Linked DNA regions of Homo sapiens: all the other regions are linked to region 1. The links are chromatin contacts, found by Hi-C or POLR2A ChIA-PET in ENCODE. All regions are on one chromosome and are shown on one strand. The core of a region is the stretch at or near the end of the contact, and the rest is flanking DNA. Distances in the headings are between cores, read along the strand shown. Region 1 overlaps ASB2 (ankyrin repeat and SOCS box containing 2). Region 2 holds the start of ITPK1-AS1 (ITPK1 antisense RNA 1). Region 3 holds the start of ITPK1 (inositol-tetrakisphosphate 1-kinase). Region 4 holds the start of LYSET (lysosomal enzyme trafficking factor). Region 5 holds the start of UBR7 (ubiquitin protein ligase E3 component n-recognin 7). Region 6 has its middle 23 kb from the start of COX8C.

What was found. A loop is a pair of places that touch in the nucleus more often than their neighbours do. ChIA-PET counts read pairs that join two places held with the same protein, here RNA polymerase II (POLR2A). Pooled maps may share reads with other maps.
Region 2: a map with no recorded cell type shows a loop between it and region 1 (12-fold over the local background). The contact joins the promoter of ITPK1-AS1 here to the enhancer-like site in region 1. A Hi-C loop is called at or near these places in 3 of 37 single-sample maps with no recorded cell type and 4 of 50 pooled maps.
Region 3: a loop to region 1 is called in a pooled map, with 7 times the contacts of the local background. The contact joins the promoter of ITPK1 here to the enhancer-like site in region 1. A Hi-C loop is called at or near these places in 2 of 37 single-sample maps with no recorded cell type and 5 of 50 pooled maps. POLR2A ChIA-PET finds 5 or more read pairs at or near these places in 1 of 52 experiments (endothelial cell of umbilical vein).
Region 4: a loop to region 1 is called in a pooled map, with 6 times the contacts of the local background. The contact joins the promoter of LYSET here to the enhancer-like site in region 1. A Hi-C loop is called at or near these places in 1 of 37 single-sample maps with no recorded cell type and 7 of 50 pooled maps.
Region 5: a loop to region 1 is called in a map of OCI-LY7, with 3 times the contacts of the local background. The contact joins the promoter of UBR7 here to the enhancer-like site in region 1. A Hi-C loop is called at or near these places in 2 of 168 maps with a recorded cell type or tissue (B cell and OCI-LY7), 15 of 37 single-sample maps with no recorded cell type and 10 of 50 pooled maps. POLR2A ChIA-PET finds 5 or more read pairs at or near these places in 1 of 52 experiments (activated CD8-positive, alpha-beta T cell).
Region 6: a loop to region 1 is called in a map with no recorded cell type, with 4 times the contacts of the local background. The contact joins two enhancer-like sites. A Hi-C loop is called at or near these places in 7 of 37 single-sample maps with no recorded cell type and 4 of 50 pooled maps.

Annotation. Positions count from the first base shown.
Region 1 is chr14:93,958,651-93,961,389 of GRCh38, reverse strand. The region is part of intron 2 of ASB2 (ankyrin repeat and SOCS box containing 2); the gene reads left to right. Among named protein-coding and RNA genes, the nearest start is that of MIR4506, 12 kb to the right of the region's middle. RefSeq lists an enhancer at 1,126-2,325. Within about 2 kb of position 1,374, at least 8 of the 41 ENCODE cell types and tissues checked have a DNase peak (open chromatin) inside an H3K27ac peak, as active enhancers do; they include OCI-LY7, where a contact is called at or near this core.
Region 2 is chr14:93,066,125-93,068,863 of GRCh38, reverse strand. It overlaps ITPK1-AS1 (ITPK1 antisense RNA 1), which reads right to left and starts at 1,412. Exons shown (of 1, transcript NR_002808.2): 1 at 1-1,412. The region is part of intron 3 of ITPK1 (inositol-tetrakisphosphate 1-kinase); the gene reads left to right.
Region 3 is chr14:93,114,520-93,117,258 of GRCh38, reverse strand. It overlaps ITPK1 (inositol-tetrakisphosphate 1-kinase), which reads left to right and starts at 1,334. Exons shown (of 11, transcript NM_014216.6): 1 at 1,334-1,487; 2 at 1,954-2,190. The coding sequence starts at 2,096.
Region 4 is chr14:93,184,067-93,186,805 of GRCh38, reverse strand. LYSET (lysosomal enzyme trafficking factor) reads right to left here and starts at 1,489. Exons shown (of 2, transcript NM_001098621.4): 1 at 1,321-1,489; 2 at 1-546. The coding sequence starts at 1,400. The coding sequence ends at 135. MOAP1 (modulator of apoptosis 1) reads left to right here and starts at 1,909. Exons shown (of 3, transcript NM_022151.5): 1 at 1,909-1,996; 2 at 2,093-2,247; 3 at 2,444-2,739. The coding sequence starts at 2,564.
Region 5 is chr14:93,205,898-93,208,636 of GRCh38, reverse strand. UBR7 (ubiquitin protein ligase E3 component n-recognin 7) reads right to left here and starts at 1,381. Exons shown (of 11, transcript NM_175748.4): 1 at 1,196-1,381. The coding sequence starts at 1,345. It overlaps GON7 (GON7 subunit of KEOPS complex), which reads left to right and starts at 1,572. Exons shown (of 2, transcript NM_032490.5): 1 at 1,572-1,807. The coding sequence starts at 1,600. RefSeq lists an enhancer at 1,476-2,335.
Region 6 is chr14:93,368,366-93,371,104 of GRCh38, reverse strand. It overlaps a transcript of UNC79 not described here. Among named protein-coding and RNA genes, the nearest start is that of COX8C, 23 kb to the right of the region's middle. Within about 2 kb of position 1,329, at least 3 of the 41 ENCODE cell types and tissues checked have a DNase peak (open chromatin) inside an H3K27ac peak, as active enhancers do.

The DNA.
Region 1 (2,739 bases), core at 125-2,624:
GGGTGAATAAAGGAATAGATGGAAAGGCAGCAGAGTGGAAAGAGAAGTAGGTCTAGAGATTCAAATTCTTCCTCTACACTTACTGGCTGTGCAACCTTAGGTGGGTGGCTAACCCTATCTGAGCCCCAGTGGCCTCATCTTTATAACAGCAACAACAAAAACATGCTGTGCTCCCCTTGCAGTATTCCTGTGAAAAGCAAATAAGATGAGGTGGGCGTTGGAGCCTTCCCACATCTTGCAGCTCGTATTGACCTCCCCGGCCCTGTCTGAGTGCTCCAGCACCAATCTCATGATGGCCTCTGCTTCACAGACAAGCTTCTTGGGTCTTCCTGGGACACCCTCCTGAGAGTGTTCCCAACTAGACTGTGACCTCCTAGGGGACAGAGAGCTGAGCTGATACTGTTTATTTATTTATTTATTTATTTATTTATTTATTTATCTCCAGTGCCCAGCTTAGAGCCTGGATCATTGTAGCTACCTAATAAATGTTTTTAAACAAATAAATACCTTTGAAACCAATAAAAAGCTCTAGCAATGCAATTGATCATTATTATATTGTGACCAAAATGGAGTCCACTGAGTCTTCTGGATCTTAGAAATGAAAGATCAGTATCCCAAAGAAAACAGAATTCTGTTAAAAACCATTTCCCAATTTGCTTCTGTCTCACCTCAACGTAAGGCACAGAATTTGATGAGGATCAAATGAGGATCATTTGCCAAGCTTTGGTCCCCTAAGGGACCCCAAAGGGACAGACCTAGCTTCCTGTTCCATGGAGAAGTGGGGTCCATGAACCCATGAAGTGCAGAGCCCAAGGTTTCCATGAATGGACCAGCCAGAGTGAGTCCAGGAGGCTGGGTCTTCCTAATCTTTAAACCTCTGCATTTCATTTAAGATACATTTCTGAGAAGACAAAGGAGGAAAACATGAAGCAGGAACTGGCTGAGGCTGTTGTGTGCACAGCTTCAAACAATTCAAATCAAGCCACCCACACTTACTCTGCACTTATGATATGCCAGGTTGTGAATCAGGGCTGGGTCCTGCTCTCCCTAAGATCACAGTCTAATGAGGGTGAAGGCCCAGAACTACCTGATGACACAGCAGGGAGAGCACAGCTTCCTCAGTTACAGAGGGACCCTGGAAAAGGTCAATTCACTTAGTCAAGGAAGTAGGCTTTGCAGGATGAATAGGAGTTCATCAAGCAGACTAGAGGAAGCAAGCCTCTTTGAGCCTCAGTTCTCTCATTTGCAAAGGAAGCCAATTACATCTCCTTCACCAAGTGGACTGGGGAATTAAATGAGATGCTTGGTGCAATGTGCCTGTTATAACAAGTGCTCAATGAGTCACATGTGTCTCACGGCACAGTGGTGGGCGTGGGGTGGACTCGTGGCATGGGGTGGGCGTGGGGTAGACTCATGGCACAGTGGCGGGTGTGGGGTGGACTGGTGACATGTTGGCGGGCGTGGGGCGGAATCGATTTTGTTAGCTCCCTCCTCTATTAAGGTGCCTACCTGCCCCCTGCATTCAGCCAGGCCCAGCCCAATCACTGCCTCCCTGGGGCTGACCTGGGCTTCTTACTAACTCAGACAGAGCAGCCATCCATTGACTCACCGAGAGGCTAGGAGCACTGTCCTGCCAGCCCATTCTCTGCTCTCACTGAGGCTGACCGTGCCTGAATTCATGACAAGCTGGACTCCAGGGTCAGGTGACGGTGACACATTCTCCACCCCAGAACCTGCCCAGTGACACACAAAGGACAGAGGCCCTACCTGGGGCTCTTCCAGGGCATGACCTACACCCACATCCTGCCGAGGCCAGGCTCCTCTCGCCTGTGATGACTCAGCCCAGGAGGTTTGCTCTGTTGGGAATTCCCCTGCTTGGGGCCCGAGGGGAAATGGGGCCTCCAGCCTTGATTGGCGAGAGCACGAAACCCAGCCAGGGGCCCTGGCTCCCCAGCCAGCCCTGAGACTCACGACTCAGTAACTCTGAGCGGTCGCCTTGCCCAGTTGCCAGCCCCAAAGCCAGTGGATGCACTCGGATCTCAGTGCTCCCAGAATGAGCCCTTCTGCCCCGATCTCAGCCCGTCCTCTGTGACTCTGTGGCTGTGTGTGGCCTTGTCTCCCTCTCTGCTGACTTCCAAATATCCTCAGGATCCACAAAAAGATAAATTTTAATGAGCTGCATCACCACCCAGAGTGGGCCTGGGACTGAGCCAGAGCTGGGAACTCTTTGTTGAATGGAACTCAGTCTGTCTGTTTCCTCATCTGCAAAATGGGAACAGCACACCCGCTGCTTCCATCAATGGTGGCAGGAGAATGGAAATGAGGAGAGGCTCGGCATGACTTTGTGAACATTTGCCCTGCACAGTTGTTAGAAACTGTCATCATCACCAGCTCCCTCCACCTCCATCAACCTCAACATCCCGGCCACCATTGCTGCTGCCATTACTATGCAGAGACAGGTCCTCGTTTAGATGGTGCAGTGGGCTTTTTCCCAGTGCTTTATTATCCTGCTAAAAACATTCTAACAATGGCAGGTAACTGGAGGCCACACATGCACTAAGTATGAGGGTGGCCGTGACCCAAGGATCCTGGGAGGTGGAAGCCCAGGGCCTCATCAAGACGACAGGGCTGGAGACAGCTGAGGTGAGCCTGGCCCCAGGCTGCCTCCACCTGCCGGCTGTCTCTCCTTCTCAGGACCAGGCACTAATGCAAAGGACACTGAACCCAGCAGCTGTCAGG
Region 2 (2,739 bases), core at 163-2,662, 890 kb after region 1:
GAGGGGACTCACGTGGTTGCGTGGTGTGCATCTCTGGAAGGATTATAGGTGCTAAATTCTCCATCTCAGCATTAAAAATGTACTTGTTATTTAGGTTATATTTTTACATGGTACCAACATTTTTTTAAAAGGTATGCTGAACACAGTGTCAAATGATCAATCCACAGCGGGGTTCCCTCTGCCACCCATACTCTCCAGCGTACCCCAGCTGGCTGACCCCGGTGCTCTTGATGGATTTTATTTCCAGGTCACTGGGGCATAGGTAGGGGTGGACACCTGTGAACATCCTTCCTTCTGTCGATTTTCTCTGCCGTGTGCTGTGGAGCCAAGCGTAAAGGGCTTTGGGAATAACAATCGCTGTGGGGTTCTGACGTCTTTGGAGCTGGGACAGCCCATGGTAGACTTGCGGTCCACCCATATCCTGGGCAGTGGCTTTCTGAAGTTCACGTGAGCCTGACTCTGACCTCTCCCCAGACCCCATCATCTCCAAGGAGGACCGCCACGGGCTTGGGGGGCTGGCTCTGCACACAGTGTTTCCATGTGGTCATTTGAGGCCAGTAATGGACACAGATTGCTCTTGGCTGTGCCTCACTTCCCTGTGGGGTCCAGAGACCTGGGTTTGAGTTTCTGAGTCTGTTTCCTGGCTGTGGATCTTTTCCTTCCTCTTTAAAGGGATGACAGCGCACAGGATTGAAGACACCTAAGAGATGCTGAAGGAATATTAATTGATTTTTACTCATCTGTTGTTATGATTAATGGTGGCATTTCAGTGGGGAAAATACAGCTACAGATGAAACTGGGCTGTTGAGAAAGATACATTGTTTCAGTGTGGAGAATATAGTATTTTTTTTTTTTTTTTGCCTCCCCTCTGTATCACTTTTGGGTTTCTAACAATTGTGGATTCCAGCTTACTCCTTCCTTTTTTAAAAGATAGATTTTATGGTTTTTTTAAAAAATTTGAAATGCAGGTATTTTTTTCCCCCTAAACATTGACAATTATTTTCATTCTCCATCATTTACTATTTGCTTAGGCTATGTAGATAACAAATAAGACAAAGTTATGTGAAAGCATGATCCCCATAGTGTTTTTTAATAATGATGATACATGAGGTGCTGGGAAGGGTTATATAAATGAGGTCTGCTCATAGCAGTTCTCCAATGTGGCCATTAAAAAAAAATCACATTTTTCACATTTTGGAAGACAGCGTGGGGAAATGCTCGTGAGTTGCTTTGAGTACTGTCGTCATACTCTGAGTGGTTTCATTTCTATCCGTTTTATTTTGGTTCCTGAGCTTTTTAGGTTTGCTGTTAGAAATAGAAGCTGTCACCGTGTTGCAGTCTTGTGCAGCTTCCGAAGCCTGTGGCACTCAGTTCTAGGGTGATTCTTTCTCCAGCCTTTGATGCACTGAGTCAATTTGAGCAAATCCTTTAAAAAAAAAAAAAAGTTCCCACATCCCATGTCAAGACAACAGAGCTCTGCCAGGGCAGGTGGGGCTCCCTGTGCTCCAGGGTGCCTGGGTGCCTTCTTGCAGGCAGGCTTCCAGAACCCCAGGCCCTCCTCACCACACCACGCAGGGTTGGGACTGGATCTCCCTGGTACCTGCCACCCTTGCTTGGCTGTCAAATGTCAAGAATTCCGTGGCCTCAGTGGAGCGTGCCAGGTAAGCATTTTACGTAAAAGCAAAGAAAAGAGATGGAATGAAGTACACAGGGGAAATAGGAAGGGATGGAACGGGGGTTTTAGAAAGGGCCAGAAGCAAGATTCTGCTCTTAAAGTAGCTGACTGTCCTGGCATTCTGGGGTGAAGGTATCCATAGCATTGCTACTCAGAGTGTGATCCTAGGGAATCTGGGTGCAGATGGAGAAACTCGGATGCAAACACTGGATTCCTCAGCAGTCGGTTCCCGTTTGGCCTGGTGCAGGGCTGAGACTCTGAGGAGGAGGCATCTTGACCTGAGGGCCCTGGACTGTGCTCCTTGTCCAGCTGGGCGCAGAACCATCGTAGTCAAAGCCAGGAATGGAGATGCATTGCCTCAGGTCAGTTCCAAAGACCAGGAAGCGTCCCTGAGTATTTCAGTTGAGTAAGGACCTGGCATCTCCCTCTTCAGCCCCTTCCCTGCTCTCATATTTTTATTCATGCTTTTAGAACTGCTAAATGTCAGGTGGGTGCAGTGGCTCACACCTGTAATCCCAGCACTTTGGGAGGCCGAGGCGGGTGGATCATGAGGTCAGGAGATCGAGACCATCCTGGCTAACACGGTGAAACCCTGTCTCTACTAAAAATACAAAAAATTAGCTGGGCGTGGTGGCAGGTGCCTGTAGTCCCAGCTACTCAGGAGGCTGAGGCAGGAGAATGGCGCGAACGCGGGAGGCGGAGCTTGCAGTGAGCCGAGATCGCGCCACTGAACTCTAGCCTGTGACAGAGCAAGACTCCGTCTCAAAAAAAAAAAAAAAAAGAATTGCTAAATGTCACCTTGGCAGTGACACCTACCCTGCTTTCCCAGCAGACGCCTCTGCCCCCTACACACACACACACACACACATACACACACACACATGCACGCGCACACACGCACGCACACCAAGCTGAGCTGCCTGTTGGTGTGTCCTCCTGAGGCTGGGACTTGCTGGTCTCTGAGGAGCACGTGGTCTGGCCCTGATGTGCGCTGTGTCTACTGGGTGAGTGAATTAAGGACTGAGGTATTGTGCTACACAGGATGTGGCCAGGCCTCGAGGGTC
Region 3 (2,739 bases), core at 85-2,584, 840 kb after region 1:
GGAGGAGTCCTGTTTCCCACCCATCGTCTTTTCCACTCTCCATCCATCCGTTTTCTCTACCTTGTTAAAGAAAAAAACTAATCAGATTCTCGTTAAAGATGGCAGGGAAGCCAGGCGGGGTGGCTCAGGTCTACAATCCCAGCACTTTGGGAGGCCCAGGTGGGAGGACAGCTTGAGGCCAGGAGTTCGAGACCTGCCTGGGCAACACAGTGTAGTCCCAGCTGCTCGGGAGGCTGAGGTGGGAGGATCAGTTTAGCAGGGGTGTTCGAGGCTGCAGTGAGCTATGACTGCACCATTGCACTCCAGCCTGGGCAGCATAGAGAGATCCTTGTCTTTCTTTTTTTTTTGAGACGGAGTTTCTTAATGTAGGCCGGCCAGGGTGATCACATACCAAGCGTGGAGATATTCTTGACAGCAGGATTCTGGCTAAAACTGGACTAAGAAGGCCAAGGACAGAGCCCAAGGTCGGGGCCTGGTCAGAAAGAGGTCTCGGAGGAGCCTGACTCAAGTGTGATCAAGGGAAGTCTTGGTCACCCGCTGGCAACTTGGCTTTTTCTTGTCTCCCAGCCTCAATTCAAGCTCATCCCCCTTCCCTGCTCCATCAAAATCTCCTTGATTTCCAAGGCCAGCTTCAGTGTCTCCTCTCAAACTTTTCTGAGCCTTCCCTCCACGGGAATCCATTTTTCCTGCCTGGGCCTGGGGAGAGAAGTCCATTTCTCCTTCCCAAACCCAGAGACCATTGAGGCAGGAAAGCTCCCTGGCTGCCCCATAGGGCAGGGCAGGGTAGGCGGGGTTTAGTGACTCCCCGGCGCCGACGCTGACCCGCACCCCTGAGGAAGGGGTCTCCGGGGACGGCCGCTGTTGTCGCTGTCGCCTCCAGTCCCCGCCCCTTCCCCCCTCAGTGAAGGGGACCTAGAGTGAGAACTGGTGGTCACGTCCTACGCCTAGGAGGGCCCCTGGGTGTTCACCCACCCCCCCGGGGGGCCCCATCCTGGGCCAGGGTCCGCTTCCTCGAGGGAAGGGGCGAATTCCTGGAAGGTCTCCTTCCGGGCGCAGTTGCAATGGATTGCCTTGGGGGTGCTGAACCCTGCTGGGGGTACAGAGACGTTTCCGAAACTCAGCGGCTCGGTCGCCCCCAAAGGCCAGGCGGAACACACGCCCACACCGCGGCTCCCTTCCCGAAGTAAGACCGCCGGGCCACGGCCGCCCCCAGGAAGCCCCGCGCCCCGCACCCCACACCCGGGGACACAAACAGGCGCCGGGTAGCCGCGAGGGCCGGCGCGGCGCCTTTAAGAGGCGGCGGGCGGCGCTGCCCCCTGGCGGCCGCCCCGCCGCTTCCTCGCCGCCGCGGGCTCAAGCGGGGCGGCCGGGCCAGCGCGGGGCGGCGGCGGGCAGGGGCGGCGAGTGCGCGGGCGCTCGCCGCCGCCCTTCTCGGCGGGCAGCGCGCGAGGACCAGGCCGAGGAGGAAGTGGCGGCGGCGGCGGCGGGTGAGGATCTCTGGCCGGGCCGAGTGGCCGCGTGCGCCCCGCCGGGGTCCAAGCGCGCCCAGGGGTTACGGCCCGGCTGGGAACATCAGAGGGCGAGGACCCGGGCGGGAGGAGGAGGGAGGAAGGGCTCGGAGGCCGCGCTTCTGCCGCCGCCTGAGGGCGTGTGGCTCGGGCCCGCGCGGCGGGAGGGCGGGCAGGGCGGGGGCGGTGTCTGCGGAGGCCCGGCTTCCCCTCCTGCGGGCCCTGGCCCCAGCTCCGACTCAGACTCAGGCTCAGCCGTGCCCCAGCCTCAGCCGGCAGGCCGGGCGGCGCGGCGCTCGCGAGCCGGTGGGCGGGCGGGCGAGCCCGCAGGCGGCGGGGGCGTGGGCGGTGGCAGCTTGGCCCAGCCAGTGGCCTTCCGCGCTGAGCGCCGCTCCCTCCTCCCGGCCGCCCGCCGCGCCCCGCCCCGCTCCGCTCCGCGCGGCAGGACTGCGCGCCCCAGCTCCGATCCCCGTTCCGCGTCCCCGCCGCCGGGAGGAGGTGCCCACTCGCTCGCGGCGCGCGCCGGCCGCCAGACTCGGCCTGTGGGCGATTTCCTCCGGACCCAGGCTCCCCGCCCGAGGAGGAAGATGCAGACCTTTCTGAAAGGGAAGAGAGTTGGCTACTGGCTGAGCGAGAAGAAAATCAAGAAGCTGAATTTCCAGGCCTTCGCCGAGCTGTGCAGGTAAGGAGGGACGCGGCGCCGGCGCCCGGGGACCCCCGGCCCGAGCCCGGTGACCCCCGGCCCGAGCCCGGTGCAGCCTCATTAGTTGTTTTGGGAGATCGGAGCCAAACGGGAAGAAGCGGCGCGCGGGGAGACTGAGTCCGAGCAGCCAGGTGGCGGTGGCGGCCGCCGGCCGCGTTCCAGGGAAGCGGTGGCCGGTGCGGGCGAGGTGGCACGGACCGGGGCGTTCAGGTGCACTGTGACCCGGCTGGGGAGGCCCCCAGCAGCCCAGGGCGCGGTGGGAGTTCTACTGAGGGTTGCGGAGGGACCTGGGAAATCGGGGCATCCACGCTGTGGGGTAAGGGCTTGAGGGTACTTTTGGACCGGAGTGTTTTTCTTCCTTCGTCCCCTTCCCTTTCATGAAGAAAGGGCACCCACGTTTGTGGACCACCTACTATGTGCCCCGCGTGTGCTCGGCTCTTGAGGCTGTCATTGCATATCATGAGGTTAAGCCCAGTTGAAGCGAGTAGCAATTCTTGGCATGTATGTGGTGATTTGCTGTCTCATTAG
Region 4 (2,739 bases), core at 240-2,739, 770 kb after region 1:
CCTAATCACATGTTTTTAAAAAGCCTCTGCCCCACGACAACTTCCTGAGATCTGTGAAGAAACTGCAGTCTTGTGATCAGACTCCATATAGGACTGGCAGTTTTGTAATCGTAGGGAAAAAACGGTGACTGATTTTACGTGTCAATCAGTTGTAGTCTGCTGATCTGATTAGAAGCCTTGACAAATGCCTGGTGGCGATTGCAAATAACTGCCAAGCATATAGGGATGATACAGTAGCCCACTGTTTTGGGATCAGCTCTTGTACAAGAGTATAGGAACAAAAACATCTGTAAGTAAGGTACCAGAAAAATAACTGTCCACACCCAAAAAGGCAAGGAGAGTAATTGAGCTTTCAAGGAGTGTGTCCATGTGGTTCCTTCAAGGGGCTCCTCAGGGTGCTGTTGAATGTGTTCCAAGGCCAGCCTGTTGTAAGTCTCACTGATTTCAAAAACATAGTAAAATGCTGCTGCACTGGCTAACAGATACAATCCCACTCCAATCCATCCCATCCGCTGACGGAAGTTCATCATTCTCCATGCTCTGTGCCTTCAAATTAAAAAAGAAAATACAATTAGGGTCTAGTAATGCTGTCACGGCAACTACTCCAAATGTACTTGCTTTATCTCCAAGAATTCTAGGCCGGGCGCGGTGGCTCGCGCCTGTAATCCCAGCACTTTGGGAGGCTGAGGCGGGTGGATCACGAGGTCAGGTGATAGAGACCATCCTGGCTAACATGGTGAAATCCCGTCTCTACTAAAAATACAAAAAAAATAGCCGGGCGTGGTGGCGGGCACCTGTAGTCCCAGCTACTCGGGAGGCTGAGGCAGGAGAATGGCGTGAACCCAGGAGGCAGAGCTTGCAGAGAGCCGAGATCACGCCACTGCACTCCAGCCTGGGCGACAGAGCGAGACTCTGTCTAATTAAAAAAAAAAAAAAAGAATTCTAAAATATCCCACTAACACACTTAAGATTTAAAATAATTAAATTAAACACCTATTAAGAAATGTAAAACTTACAGGTTGTTTTGTGTAATACTTACAATCAAGTAAAACAACACACACAAAAAAACAAAAAACCATTGATTTCAGTATATACTGAGTTCTGCTTTTTAACGGGAATCCCTCAGAATAAATCACTGCATCCTACTTAAACAGGTCCATAATACCCGCCCTCCAGAAACTGGAATTAAACTAGTTTCTCACAGCACATTTCACTTTGACAGGTGAAACACTTTCTGGCATAACAGTACTGCTTCAGACGTGAACGCGGGGTGCTACAAGTCAAGCCCCCAAGTTAAGACAGTAACTCCTAAGCACTTACAATGGTCCCGAAAATCTTCCTGTTCCCACGGCAAGCGTTAAAGAGTCACTCAGCTCTGAATAATCGGGTGGCTTTGGCATTTCAGAGAAAGCCAACATAAAATAAATCCCCTGGGTCACCCGGCTAGGAGAAAGGTGAGCGCCGCCAGCCTGGAGCACCAGCTACTAGTGATTAAGAACGGCGTGACTGCGGCGGGTCACGCGCGGCCCGGCCCCCGTCGCCGCCGCCGGAGACCCGCTCTGAGAACCTGACCCGGCAGGGAGGCGTCCCCGCCACTTGGGCCTCCGGGCGGCCGGCCCCGCCCCCTGCCGCGCTGCAGCGCCGGCACGCCGCGACCAAGGCTGCGCAGGCGGCGCCAGGCCCGGGCCTCGCCGCCTTGCAGCGCCGCGAGCCCAGCGCCCGTCAGCGGTCGCCGGCGGAGCCTGCTTGCAAAGCTGAGGTCCCGGATCTCACCTTCCTGTCCCGTGGTGGCCAGCCCGCCCGCCGTCCCGGATGCCGCCGCAGTCGGAGCTTCCGGCTCGGGCCGGAAGCGCGCGCGCCCCGCCCCCGAGGCCCGCCCCTCATGACGTCAGATCGCCCCCGCCCGCCGCGCAGCTTCCCCGAGCGAGACCAAAACAGGTGGAATCCGGGCTGGAGCCGGAGCTCCGGCGGCGCGGGTGGCGGCACGTCCCTCCAGGTGGGTGGCTCTCTGGGTCTGGCGACTCAGCGCTCCTCAGCCTTGCCCCCTGGTGCCCGCTCGCGACTGTCATCGCCCCATCACTTCTCGTTGCAGACAGTACCACAGGCACCTGGAGTACCGGCATCGGTCGCTGTGGCCCCCGAGTGTCCGTCAGAGCCTAGGGGAGCCTGCCCTCCCGCGCCTCGTCGGGGCCCGGCCAGGCACCTTGGCCGCCGGCGCACGGACGCGGGCACGAGCACTAGATCACGGTGAGTGGAAGCGGGCCCGACGCGGCCCTGCAGGCCCGACATCCGCCAGGCACCAGGGCTGGGAGGGGTGAGGGGCGCGCGCCGCAGTGCGGCTGCCCTGGCGTCGCCGCTGGGGGCAGGGCGCGCGGGGCTTGGGGCCTGCACGCTTGCCCTGGACGTTGGCACCTTTAGCTAACCTGTCTGCTCTGTCTTGCAGGCTGCTGGACCTCGGCACGTTGACAAGATTTCTCTGGGGTACCGCGGAGGATTACTTTGAATTTCGGTGGTCGCCTGTGGTCTGGCATATTTAGAACTTAAGTCTATTATTTCGGGCACCATGACTTTGAGGCTTTTAGAAGACTGGTGCAGGGGGATGGACATGAACCCTCGGAAAGCGCTATTGATTGCCGGCATCTCCCAGAGCTGCAGTGTGGCAGAAATCGAGGAGGCTCTGCAGGCTGGTTTAGCTCCCTTGGGGGAGTACAGACTGCTTGGAAGGATGTTCAGGAGGGA
Region 5 (2,739 bases), core at 132-2,631, 750 kb after region 1:
GGGTTGTGGGAACACGCACACTTTCCTTTCAAGCTGTGTACATGATTTGTGCAAATTTCCGTATTTTTTTTTTTACCACAAAGAAAATATTAAGGAATCCATTTTATAAAGGTAACTACACTTCAAAAATAGTTTACATATAGACATAACTTTTTTCTTTTTTTTTTTTTTAAGTAAAGCAGGGGAAAAATTGTTTTAGTGGTGACCAAAGGTTTTAAAATACCTGGGGCTATGTCTGGATACCAGGTTTATTCAACAATCTAGCACTTTGCAGTGTAAACTAACCTTGGTCAACAACGAGAACTGGTATTATGATCTCAGTTCATACCACATAATGAATACAAGTCTCTCCCCTCATCTCCCCAGTGTTCCAATCCACCCCTCTTCCTAGGTAACCCTTCTTCCTACCAATTCTCATCCTTTGTCAGTCTTCTTCCTACCCATCCTTTTCCATTTTTGTACCTCGAAGTGTAGGGTGAGTCACTAAACACCACATCACACCCCCTCAAACACTTGCTCACTCACAACGTCTTCCAAATGCCAAACAGATCCTTTTCTCCTCTCTCCCCTCCCTTGCCAGAGCCACTTGCTGTTCTGTTTCCGGTCTATTTCCAGGGGAGGGGGGCAGACTGCAGATAGACATGGGTACTTGCTTCATTTTGCCAAAAAAAGAAAGAAAGAAAAAGTACTAGCTAGCACTTGTCCAACTAAATTGCAGAGGAACTAGCTGTCAAGGAGCTCACCGCAAATCCCTATGGATTTGAAAATCTCTTTAACCTGACTCTCCCATTCGGTCCCTAATAAATAAATAAATAAATAATCTTAGGATGGGAAAATCAGGGACAAAGATGTCTGGATCTGAGAGGTCGCGGGGTGGTTTCGTGAAAAGCAGTGGTGCACCAAGAAGAGGCTGGAGAGGACGGACAGAGCAGCTGCTCCAGGGCCCTTCCTGGCGGGCCGGACAGAGTTGGAGACAGGGGAGAGGGGGGCCCCTGCTGGACACAGGCTGAAGGGGGCCCAGGAGGTTGGGGTTAAAAGGGAAGGGTGAGCTTGGGGTGAGGAAGCGGCAGACTAACGGCGGCCCCGGACCACCACTGGGGAGACGACTGCGGCAAGGCGGGAATAGGGACAGCCGGGCCGGGAAGGGGAGGTTCGGCGGGAGCCGGGGGAGAGGAGGCCCGGGCCGCGCGCCCACCTGAGAGTAGGAGCACTTCTCGGAGTCGCTGCCGCCCAGGACAGCGCACGCCTCATTCTCCAGCTCCTCGTCCTCCTCAAGGACGTCGACCAACGATACCACGGGCTCCAGCTCCGACTGCCGCCCAGCGGCGCCCTCGGCTCCGGCCATCCTCAACTGTCAGCCGAACAGCGGCTCGGCCCCGGCGGAGGCGGGAAAAGCGGCCGTGAGGGGCGTAGCCGGAGGAGGTGGGGCCCGAGTGCCAGGAACCAATGACAAGGAAAAAAAGCGAAGGAAGGGGGAGGAGCGACTTCCGACAAACGGATGTCACTCCTCTCCCTTCTCCCGCCTGCGCCGGACGCGGGCTGATTTCCGCCTCCGGGTGGCGCTTCCCGGTGTCGTGTTCTGGAAGCTTAGCGGTCACCATGGAGCTGCTGGGAGAGTACGTCGGGCAGGAAGGGAAGCCGCAGAAGCTGCGGGTGTCCTGTGAGGCGCCGGGTGACGGCGACCCTTTCCAGGGCCTGTTGTCTGGCGTGGCCCAGATGAAGGACATGGTAACGGAATTATTCGACCCTCTGGTACAGGGGGAAGTGCAGCACCGGGTGGCGGCGGCTCCAGACGAGGACTTGGACGGTGAGCTCTGAGACGGTGCTGCAGTGACCGGAGGACGGGGCGGGCGCCCAGGGGAAATTGGCTTGGGGAGCCCGTGTAGAGTGGCAGACTTGGACAAAGTGAGCCTCGAGGAAAGAAGAATTGCATCTAAAAATTTTTGGCGGGCTAGGCGAAGTGGGGCTCACGCCTGTAATCCCAGCACTTTGGGAGGGCGAGGCAGGAGGATCACTTGAGGTCAGGAGTTCCAGAACAGCCAGGGCAACATATCGAGACCCCGTTTCTATTATTATTTTTAAAATAATTTAAAAAATAAAAATTGTTGGCATTTATCACTATATTTATTTGGGCTGCTTCTACTCAAGCGTTTCCACAACTCATCGCTATTTCGTTTATTTCACAAAAAAACGTGTCGAATGCCTACTATTATGTGCCAAACCCTGAGCTGAGCCCTGGAGGAAGAATGAGGTGAATGCGACTCAGTTCCTGCCCTTGTGAAACACAAGGGGACTAGACAGGCAGACACTCTTATTAAAAGTGGAAGTGGTCCGGGCTGGTGGCTCACGCCTGTAATCCCTGCACTTTGGGAGACCGAGGCAGGCAGATCACGAGGTCAGGAGTTCGAGACAAGCCTGGCCAATATGGTGAAACCCTGTCTCTACTAAAAATACAAAAATTAGCTGGGCGTGGTGGCATGCTCCTGTAGTCCCAGCTACTCTACTCGGGAGGCTGAGGCAGAAGAATCGCTTGAACCCTGGAGGCAGAGGGTGCAGTGAGCCGAGATCGCGCCACTGCACTCTATCGTGGGCGACAGAGCGAGACTCCGTCTCAAAAAAAAAGAAAAAAAAAGTGAAAGTGGTTCTGTGGTCCTCTGTAACTGTTGCAAACCCAGACACCCTAGGAAGTCTTCAGAAAGGATAAGACTTTTGAGCTGGGTGTTGAATAAAAAGGAGTTT
Region 6 (2,739 bases), core at 80-2,579, 590 kb after region 1:
CCACCCCTGTTTTGTTGTTGTTGTTTTGTTTTGTTTTGGTTTTTGGCAGGAGGTGGAGCATACCTTGCTTTGTGTCTCTGAGCTTCCTGGATGTGGAGTTTGGTGTTTGACATTAATTTAGGGAAATTCTTAATTACTATCTTTTCAAATAATTCTTCTATTTTTTTTTCTATCTTCTCCCTCTAGTATTCCCATTACTTGTATGTTACATTTCTGTAGTTGTTCCACAGTCCTTGGATATTCTTTGTTGTCATTGTTGTTTTCAATCTTTGTCTTCTGCTTTTCAGTTTTAGGGTTTCTATTAATACATCTTTTCTTTTTCTTTTTCTTTTTGAGACAGGGTCTCGCTCTGTAGCCCAGGCCGGAGTGCAATGGTGAGATCTCAGCTCACTGCAACCTCCACCTCCCGGGTTCAAGTGATTCTCCTGCCTCAGCCTCCCGAGTAGCCAGGACTACAGGCATGTACCACCACGTCTGGCTAATTTTTTGTATTTTTAGTAGAGACGGGGTTTCACCGTGTCAGCCAGGATGGTCTCGATCTCCTGACCTCGTGATCTGCCCACCTTGGCCTCCCAACGTGATGGGATTACAGGCGTGAGCCAGCACACTTGGCCTCTATTACTATATTTTTAAGCGCAGAGATCTTTCTTCAGCTGTGTCTAGTCTACTAAATAAGCCCATCAAAGGCATTCTTCATTTCTGTTACAGTGTTTTTGATTCCTAGCACTTTTTTTTGGCTCTTTCTTAAGGTTTCCACCTCTCTGCTTACATTGTCCCTCTGTTCTTGCACACAATCTAGTTTATCTATTTGAGTCCTTTGCAATTAATCATAGTCGTTTTAAATTCCTGGTCTGATCATTGCAACATCCCTTCCATGTCTGCTTCTGATGCTTGCTCTGTTTCTTCAAATCGTTCTTTATGTCTTTTAGAATGTCCTGTAATGTTTTTCTTGATAGCCGGATATCGTGTGCCAGGTAAAAGGAACTGCCATAAATAGGTCTTTAGTAATGTAGTGATTAGGTATGAGGGGAAGGGAAGCATTCTATAGTCCTGTGATTAAGCCTCAGTCTTTTAGTGAGCCTATGCTTCTGGACTGCGAACTCCACAAGTATTTATCATTTTTTTCTCACCCCTCTTAAGTGGGACAGGATGGCTACATAGGCTAGAATTGGGTTATTTCCCTTCTCCCACATGGAAGGCTAAAGCTAACTGGAGCTGGTTACTTCCTGTCCCTCAGCTAAATTAGGCAGCAATGAAACCCCAGTAGGTCAGGCTGTGGTTAACTAGTTCCCCTAAAGGCAGGCCTTGTTAAGAACAGATTAATCTGGCATATTTCAAAATGGTTCCTTTTCCCTCTGCCTGCCAGAAACACAAGGGGATTTTTCTCTGATACTTACCGTGGCTAACCAGGCCGACCTGCCTAGAGGTAAAACTCACAAAAGGAAGGAGGGGTTCCTATGACTAGGTCCCCAGGAATATTTAACCCTCAGACTCATTCACACTGAGCCTCTACTAATATGCCAATTACAGTTCAGGTTTTCCTACCTGGGCACTTGTTCCCACGGCAGTGTCTGTTCATGACTTTTCTGCTCTGGTAAGCATGACACTCTAATCCTGGAAGCAGCAGTGTGCTCTGCTTCCTTACTTCTCTTATGAATCTAAGAAGAGTTATTGATTTTTTCAGTCAGTTCAGCTTTTTACTTGTTGTTAAAATGGAGTGGCAGCTTTCAAGTTCCTCACATGCAGAACTGGAAACTGGAAGTCTCTATACTACAATTTGTAAAAATGTTTTTAGGCACAGTCTAGTCTTTGAATTGGGCCAGGAATATGTTGAAGAACAGTATAAGTAGAAGGGGAATCAAGTCGAAGAATTTCACACAAGTTTATTGTCTGGAACACATTCCTACCTAATGTATTTCCTTTACTACTACCAGTTTTTTGCACCAAAGCTCACAACAACACCCTTTGGGTTAATGTATGTTGTGTTGTGATTTAGCAATCATTGCCTCGTCTTCCTCCACCTTACTTCACCTCTTGCAGTTGTTGACTAGGAGAATATATCATAGAAATGACAAGTAAACTCAAACCCCTGCAATAAAGAAGTTTTCTAAAGGGCATTTGTCTTCTCCAGTGACCTCATCCAAGCACCCATAAATAAACATTGAATGCCTTTAAGAACTTTTGGTGAAATCTGGATTCTGCTCAAGGAATAAGGAGACAGTCAGCTTTCAGTCTTTGTTTCAGGTTCACTTGTTTACAATATTTGCTAAGGTATACTATTTTGTAGTTTGTGTCTTAATAGCTTTTCCAATTCTTTGAAAATGGCATTTTTGAGCCAGGCACAGTGGCTCATGCCTGTAATCCCCGCACTTTGGAAGGCTGAGGCGGGTGGATCACTTGAGTCCAGGAGTTTGAGACCAGCATGAGCAACATAGCAAGACCCTGTCTCGACTAAAAATACAAAAATTTAGCTGGGTGTGGTGGCATGCACCTGTAATCCCAGTTACTCAGAAGGCTGAGGCATGAGACTTGCTTGAACCCAGGAGACAGGTTGCAGTGCGTCAAGATCATCCTACTGCACTCCAGCCTGGACGACAGAACAAGACTATGTCTCAAAAAAAAAGAAAATGGCATTTTTTCTCTACATTTTCATTTTTGTCATTTTATTGTCAAAGAAGAAGAGAGTAAAAATGCCTTCTCCCCACTCCCCATCATCTTTTGCAGAAGATCCATCCCTTT